2 separate regions of the Homo sapiens genome follow, and region 1 is linked to region 2. A link is a contact called in ENCODE Hi-C data. All regions are on one chromosome and are shown on one strand. Each heading gives the region's core, a stretch centred on a gene start or an enhancer-like site at or near the end of the contact. The rest is flanking DNA. Distances are from core to core; before and after follow the strand shown. Region 1 has its middle 82 kb from the start of NKILA. Region 2 has its middle 39 kb from the start of NKILA.

The links. Hi-C counts contacts between places; a loop is a spot of excess contacts on that map. Pooled maps may share reads with other maps.
Region 1: a map of spleen shows a loop between it and region 2 (7-fold over the local background). The contact joins two enhancer-like sites. A Hi-C loop is called at or near these places in 6 of 168 maps with a recorded cell type or tissue (heart left ventricle, heart right ventricle, spleen and 1 more) and 4 of 50 pooled maps.

The regions. Positions count from the first base shown.
Region 1 is chr20:57,790,252-57,794,460 of GRCh38, forward strand. No RefSeq gene overlaps it. Among named protein-coding and RNA genes, the nearest start is that of NKILA, 82 kb to the left of the region's middle. RefSeq lists an enhancer at 4,047-4,209. Within about 2 kb of position 2,545, at least 2 of the 41 ENCODE cell types and tissues checked have a DNase peak (open chromatin) inside an H3K27ac peak, as active enhancers do.
Region 2 is chr20:57,747,061-57,750,738 of GRCh38, forward strand. No RefSeq gene overlaps it. Among named protein-coding and RNA genes, the nearest start is that of NKILA, 39 kb to the left of the region's middle. RefSeq lists enhancers at 613-1,472, 1,473-2,330. Within about 2 kb of position 2,153, at least 25 of the 41 ENCODE cell types and tissues checked have a DNase peak (open chromatin) inside an H3K27ac peak, as active enhancers do.

The DNA.
Region 1 (4,209 bases), core at 1,295-3,794, 44 kb after region 2:
CCTGCTTTCAGCAACGAGCCGGGCCCTGGTTCTCTAGTCTGTTTGTGCCCAGGATTCTGACCTGTTTGCTGCTGGGAACTGGGCATGGGGCGTAGACAGCACAGGATGTAACATGGCACCAGCGCTTGCTGAATGCCCCAGTGCCCTGCAGTGGGCTTTGCATCCATTACTTCACTTAATCCTCCCACGGGCCCTCAGAGCTGGGTCCTGCTATTATCCCCAACTTACAAAGGAAGAAACTGAGGCTTAAGAGGTGTGAAATGACTTCTGACCAGCAGACATCGAGCTCCAGCTCCTTCTATCTGTAAACTCCATGCCTTCCCCAGCCCCCATCAGGCCATCTTGCAGCTGCGCAAAGTCATCTCCAGTGGGTTCTTTGATTTTGCAAGATCTGCTTCCTTTCAACCTTTGAATATATAAGTCCCTGCCATCCTCTTATTAACTGTGTCCTTCCTTTCTCAAAGAAGTTTCCACATAAAAGTTCAGAGGGAGACAGGATGGGGAGGGGAAACTGAAAAAAGGCAGTGGATTCTTTATGTTTTATTAATTGTCAGATGTTTCTTGTTTCTTTGTTTCAACCTGGTTCGAATCCTGTTAGCCTTGGCTACGCAGATCAGAGCATAAAGGGCCACCAGCCCAGGTCTGCGGCGTCAGTTTAAGTGTTAATTATGTTTTCATATCTGCTATAAACTCCTGTTTGGGAGAGCCTGGGTGTTCTTAAAATAAATGGCAATATAAAATTGAAAACAGCTAGCATTCCTGAATCAATTTTCACATCTTATAACTTTGAAGCATAATTCATTTCTTCCTCTCGAGCGCCTGTGGCGACGGGGACAGCCTCACGCCTGCCGTGTAATTTCATAAGGAGCAAATCAGTTAGTAATCTGCAGCATCTTCGTGCCTCCCCACCCTTGGAGCCCTTAAATAAATGCAAGAAATGCCAAATCCCCCCACTTTATTAGACCTTGTTGGCGAAGAGGGTGCAGGGAAGACGTGTAATTTATGCTGTGAACTGGAGAGACAACTGTAAGAAATTCAACCTATAATTGTGAGGGTATTATCCCCATGACTGGAGCAGCAGGTGTCGGCCACATGGGGAGGGACACAGCACTGAGCTTGCACGTGTCAGAAGTGTGACACCAAGGCGATCCGTGGTTGCCTTAGTTGCCATGTTCCTTAGAATAGGCTTTTCTTTAAATATACATATATTTAAATTGAGGTATACCATACATAGAGCACACAAGTCTTGCAAAACGTGCCACTTAGTGCGTTTTTGCACATACGCCTGCTTGTCTAACCCCCACTGTGATCAAGCTATAGAGTTCCCCTTTCCCCACTCCCAGGCTGACCTTCCCGCTAGGGGAATCCCTATTCTCCCTTCTATCACCGTAAATTAGCTCTTCTTGTTCTTGTACGTTGTATACATGGAACCATACAGTATGTGACCTCGGGCACTGTCTTCTCTTACTCCTCATGATGTCTCTGCAGTTCATCCCTGTTATGTGCATAGTGGAGCCCGCTCTTTTTCACTGCTGTGTAGTATTCCATTGCATGACTCTGCCATTGTCAATTCATCTGTTGTATTGTGGATGGGTATTTCAGTTCTTTGTAGTGTGTGGGCTGTTAGGAATTGTGTTGCTATCAGCATTAGAAGAGATTTAGCTTCCTTATATTAAAAACTGGATGCCCTCCTCCCCGCCACCCTGTGCACACAATCACACACACACAGACACACACACACACACACACGTGCATGAGCACTCATGTGCACTGGAGTTTGTACCCACGCATTGTCACTGTTCTTCTCCTTCACTGTTTTGACTGACTCAGGAGTCACAGGAGCAAATGCCTTGTCCTCAGCGCCTGGCTGGGAGGCTCTGGTGACTTTCAGGAAACGAAGTCATCATTTCTAAGCCACCAGCTTCTGATTCCGCAGTTCCTCTGAAGTCTACGAGTTCCCAGGGGACGTCGTTTCCCTTCCTGGTTCCTGGCAGTGTGTTGCCTTTATTCTGAGTTAACTACTAGACCTAATTAAACAGCACCATCTCCTCAGAGTGGCTGATTTTCTTCCTGTCTGAATACAAATTAAACTCCCATGCCATTAACATTCAGGTCAGTTGATCGGAATCAACCTCTTTTAAAACTCAAAGGCCAAAGTGATTTCAAAGTCAGTCACACACCTCCCATCTGCGGGGAAGGGCCTGACGTGGTTATCTTCGAGCTGACCCAGCTTGGGAGCTGCCTGAGGACAGAAAGTTTCTTCACAACTGAGTCAGGATGACACAGTGCACGGGCTGCCCGGCGGGGTTTGCTTGGGAGGCCCAGGGTGATCAGAGACTGTGGGCCTCATTTGTTTGCTGTTTCACTCCCTGCATCATGGAGATTTAAAGTCCTTTCTTTCATTTACCCAGTCCCTTCACTGAGCAAATACGGGTTCAGTGCCAGGTACTGTGCTGGCCCTGGAGCTGCTGAGCATACGGCGTGATGTTGCATTGGGCCGCACGGATTGCACACGTGTGGGTGAGATGCGAGACAGCCAGCGTCAAGAATGTCTCAGGCTGTAACCCTGATGGTGCGTGGGGAAATGCCTGTCATGCAGTCACGCCCTTCCTCTACAGTGCACACCTGCTCCTGCAATTCTTCAAGCGGTGAGCAGCTGAGTGCTCTGCTGGTGGGTCCTCATTGAGAGCCTGAGCTGACGGTCCAGTCTCTCACCCAGGTCATTCCAGGTAGACACAGCCCCAGCATCGAGAAGGGAGCTCTCCAGGGTGTCCCTACAGTGATGATACTGCCAGATGGGGAGGGCATGGTGCCCGCCACCCCTCAGCAAGGCGGGAAGGCTCCAGGGCCCTGACCATTTCCCACGGCGTTTCTGTGGATGTGAAAACTTTCCTCGCCCTCAGAAGTGGGTGTGTTAAGTGCAACCGTTGACCGGGGGCAACTTCTGAACCCTTAGGAAACAGGGATCGTTTCCTTCCCTGGCCGTCTGGTTCCAAGTCAGGGACGTAGTGGATATTACAATTTGGGGACGACCACAGGCTGGGCCCTGCTGACGGCCTTGCATAGTTGGCTTGTTTAGAGTGGAGCAGATGTCAGGGAGTCTGACTGAGAGTGGATTAATGAGGGCACAAAGGCTGAAGGTTCACAGTGCTCGGGGGGTCGGGGGTGGGAGGGGTGAGGGGATAGGGTGGGGCTGTGTGTGTGCAGGCTGCAAAGCCGGCCCAAGACTGACTCACCTGTCATGGGAGCCCTGGAGGGGTCTGCGGGGCTGTCATCATTTGGAATCAGAAACAAGACATCTTGGCTGAGTTGTGCCAGTCAGGGTTCAAGTTCCCTGTACTCAGTTGGCCTCCTTGGCCTCGGTTTCCCCGCCTCTAAATGGAAGGATGTAGCAGCTATGGTCGTCTGCTTCCCAGCAGCCATGCTGCCGTTCTCTCTCCTACAGTGGCCTGGCTTCGTTCAGGGATCCACCGTCGTCCAGGTGGTCCAAGCCCTGGCTCCAGCCTAGTCAATCAAGGCAGTCCCATTTCTCCAGGGGTTCATGTGTGCCCAGCTGTGACCAGTGAGAACTGAAGAGAGGCGGTTCTGGGACATTTTCTTTGTTCTGAAAAGAAGATGCACCTGGAGCCGTGTCCCCATCCTGTTGTGTGTAGTCCTGTCTGCATGTCATTCCTGGGGCCCTGGCAGCCATCTTGGAACCATGAGGGGACCCTTCACAGCCAAGCCAATGTGTCAAGGTGGTGGAGCAGCAGGGGGTTTGGGAAGAACCTGATTCCTTCATAACCATTGACCAACCCTAAAGCTCCCTCGCCCCTGGGTTTCTTGGCAGGCCAGAAATTCAGGTCCTCTTCACGTATGCCACTTTGAGCTGGGCTCCCTGCTGCTGGCAGCTGAAATCCTATGAGATAGAGGAGGAGAGAGTGAGGAGGGTGGGGATGGTCACTCAGGCAGGACGCTCTGCCCTGATGCCCTCTCATTCCTCATGGCCTTAGAGAGCTCAGTTCCAAACACAGCAATGATAGCGAAGGATTTATCACCAGTGCGCAGAATAGGGGGGTAGTTAGTGGAGGAAAAGTTAGTGAGAGGAGACATCTCACGTAGGGGATTTCTTGCTGAACTGAATTAACGGGATCCCTGCTGAAGGCAGGCCATGGTGATGAGATGTAAAGTGTGGGGGATGAGGAGCTGGATCAGGTGCCAAGGGAGAGG
Region 2 (3,678 bases), core at 903-3,402:
TACTCCTAATACATTAGATTTCCAGATGGGAATCATTTGGGCAATCGTGCACTTTTATATCCTTGAAAGGAAAAGAGAAAATGGCAATGCTTCCCTTTCTGCCCTTCCCCTCAAGGTCTGCCAGGATGACATCAGACCCCCAACCTCACCAGGGGGCTTCCTCACCAGGGGTTGGCGGGGACCAGAGGGGCAGAGCTTTGAGGGAGGCCGGAGAGAGGGCCTGCCCCTTCCCCTGCTTCCCAAAAAGGAAATCATGAACTTGGAAATGTTGGAAGCATGTCCTCTGTTAACCTTCTGCACACCTCAGTCGTCTGCACTTCACCGTCATACTTTCTGCCATGTCTGGCTGCCACTCATACTATTTCTTCGCTTTTTTCTTTAAGATAAGTTAACAAAGTTTTTATATAGCATTAAAAATGTTTTCATTATGGAAAATTTTAAATACATACAAAAGTGGCCTGAATAATATAATGTAATCTAATCTAATACAATATACTCATAATATATAATGTATGTATTATATATAACATGTCATATTAAATGTTGCAATATAAGATACAATATTTGAAATGATATGTAATATACCCATCACTTCGCTTCAAAAAGTGTCCACTCGTGGCTGATCTTGTTTCTTCCATGTCTTCACTCGCTCCTCCACTGCAGATTACTCTGAGGCATACCCCAGAAATCATGTCTTTGCATCCACAAATATTTCAGTATCTCTCTCCCTCTGAAATGTTCGACTAACTTACAAAACTTAATTTGTCTTAAAAGTGAACTCTGTATCACTACCCTAAGAGGAAATCTGGGTAACTTTCCAAAACTAGATGGAAAAATAAACACCGCGAAAGTAAAATAGTGTTACCCATGTCTACGTGAGCGTGAGCCTGCTCTCTTGGTTCAAAAAAGGAATCCAAGTGCTCAGGGAGTGTTGAGGACAAGTTGGCACCCAACTGAGACTTTCTCCTTCACAGATAATTAGGAAGGGTGAAAGACAATTGGGAGGGGAAAACTTTCTCTCTGTTTGGTTCGTTGTTACCTGATACTGAACCATAACCTCACTCCTACCGGCACGTCTGCCCGGGGTGCCGGCCACTCCTGGGTGCCACAGCTGCAAGCATAGGCACCCACGGGCAGGGCTGGCTTTCAGGGACGTGCTGCTGCTGGTGCAGGAGGCCCGCCTGGGTTCAGATCCTGGCGTAGCCCTTCCTGAGTATGTGAGCTTGGGCACACAGCAAACTCCCCGGCCTCAGTTTCCTCATCAGGGAAATGGGGGCAGGAGTAGTGGTACCACGCATGGCTGTTGTGAGGCTCACGAGATATTCCAAGTATAGAGTTTAGAACGGAGCGTGACAGAGCAAAATCTCAATGAATGGCAGCTGGTGGTGGTGTTGTTTTTATTGTTATTATTACTAGCAGCTAAGTAGACATCCCGATTTCTTCCAAAGTGTCCCCTCAACAGTGGAGCTGGAGTTACCTTTTCTCCCTGGTCTTCCTGGTGGGGGCTAAGTCTTGCCCTTTCTCCTGCCCCAGGCATTTTGGTTTCTGAATTCCTGGAACTTTGCACCGCAGCATCGGGGCTCTCATGATCCCCTGAGCCACTTAGCCTGCCAGCCTGTGAGTCACCTCTGTCTACTGGGGAAAACCAAGCGGCCCAGAAAAAAAAATTCCAGACTCCCATGGGCGTCCCCAGCTGCCTGCTGCCGGGATGAGCAGCGCCACCGCCACCCCCATCCCTGCCAGACAGCTGGGCAGGCTGCCAGGTCCGCGGCTCACACCCAGGATGGCAGCAGACAGCTCCACTGGGCTGGGCTCTGCGTGTGTGTGCGTGTGTGTGTGCGCGCGCGTGTGTGTGCACGCGTGCGCCGCGTTCTTTCCCCTCTGCTGGCCTGGGTTGTTTCGCTCTGGGCTGCGCATTCATTTTTAGATTCCGGCCTCCTCCCTCCCCGCCATCTCCCGCTTCTATTCTTAGAAAGCAAACTGGGGTGTGCTTGGGCTTCGCAGGGAAGTCAGACAGAAGTTTGCCCACGTGCTCCGGCCGCCTGAGATATGGAGTTAATTAAAAAGGAGGCTTTGAGCGGCAGGTTCATTGGCCGGAAACGCAGCTGGCGGGGGCCAGGGCGAGCCTGGGGTGCCCGGCCCCCCTGCTCTAGGTGGACTTGGGGAGCTGAGTGGAGGCTCTGCCCAGCCCAGCTCCCAGGGCCTGAGAGGGCAAGGCTCTTGGGAGGGCCTGCCCTGCCTGGATGGGTTGGGGTGGCCGTGAGTGTTGGTTAAATATGAACTCTTCAAGCATGTTGAGCTGCTGAGAGATTTTTAATTAGATAAATAAATTGTAAAGGGTTTGGAGGAGGGTTGCCTTCAGGAAGCTGAGCTGGCTGAAATGTGCTGTCTGCGGAAGGAAGCCGACCTTCCTCAATGCCAGCCTGGCAGTGCAAGGGCAGGAAGGCAGGGAGAGAGGAGAGGAGGGAGGGAGGGGTGAAGGGAGAGAGATGGGAGGAGGAGGAGGGTCTGGGGGTACTGGAGTGTCTCAGTGTCAGAGGCGTTGGAACCAGAGCGACTCCATCTTGAGTGAGGGCTGGAAAATGAGGCCGAGACCTGCTGGGCTGCGTTCCCAGAAAGTCAGGCATTCTGAGCCTCTAGATGTTTATGGTTAAGGAACAAATTAATAATGTTTACTAAACAGACCCAGACTTGGGAGTGTCCAGATATCCTGATATCTGGAGAACAAAGGCATTCCTAATTTTACTTTAAAGATAATAATATCGATTCTTGTAAAATACAGTAATTAAGAAAACTAATCCTTTATCACAAACCCTCGTAGCAGAGCACATCTGCCCATATATACAAGCATTGTACCTAGGGTGGACGCGTTCCTCCTCTTACTTTCGGGAATGTCCTCCTCTGTCTGTGGAGTAGCTGTCCTTTCACCACTTGACTTTCTTAGTAAATTTGCTTTTACTTTGCACTGTGGACTCACCCTTTCTTGCGCAACTGCGATCCAAGAACCTTCACTTGGGGTCTGGATGGGGACCGCTTTCCTGTAACAGCAGAAGAGAGTGAGCAGCTGGAAGGAAATGTGCCTGAAGAGAGGGGGAGTGCCTGGTTGAAGGAACCAGCCTGAATGGGTTCAAAATCCTGGCTCTGAATTTTCCAGTTGTGTAACCTTGGTCACAGCACTTAACCTCTCTGTGTGCCCATTTGCTTATCTGTGAAATGGGCACGTTTATCATAATGGTGCCCCTCTTTAACTTAAGACAAAGGGCTTCAGCAGCATCTGGCACAAAGCAGGGATTATGAAGTCACCCAAATTTATGTCTGCAGCAGGGAACAGAGGAAAAACAGAGGCAAGGACCCTATGGTGTTTAGAGACAATGGTTACCCCTCTCTGTCTTAGCCCAGCAAATCCCAGCGGCATTGCACGTAGGAAGGGGAGGCAGCCCTATCAGGACTTAATCTTCTTGGAGAAGAAGCAGGTGAGACCAAGAGGGTTCCTTCTCTGGGGCTGATCCTCCATTGACTGAAAGAGATACAACATTCTCTGAGAGCTCAGAAGCCTTCTCCTCCAGGAAACATTCCCTGACAGCCAGCTCCGTGCAGTGGCTCCCTCCTCTCCCCTTACCATACATCGTACTGTAGGACAGTGTCTCTCTCTTATTTAAAGTTGTGTGTTTTCTTACT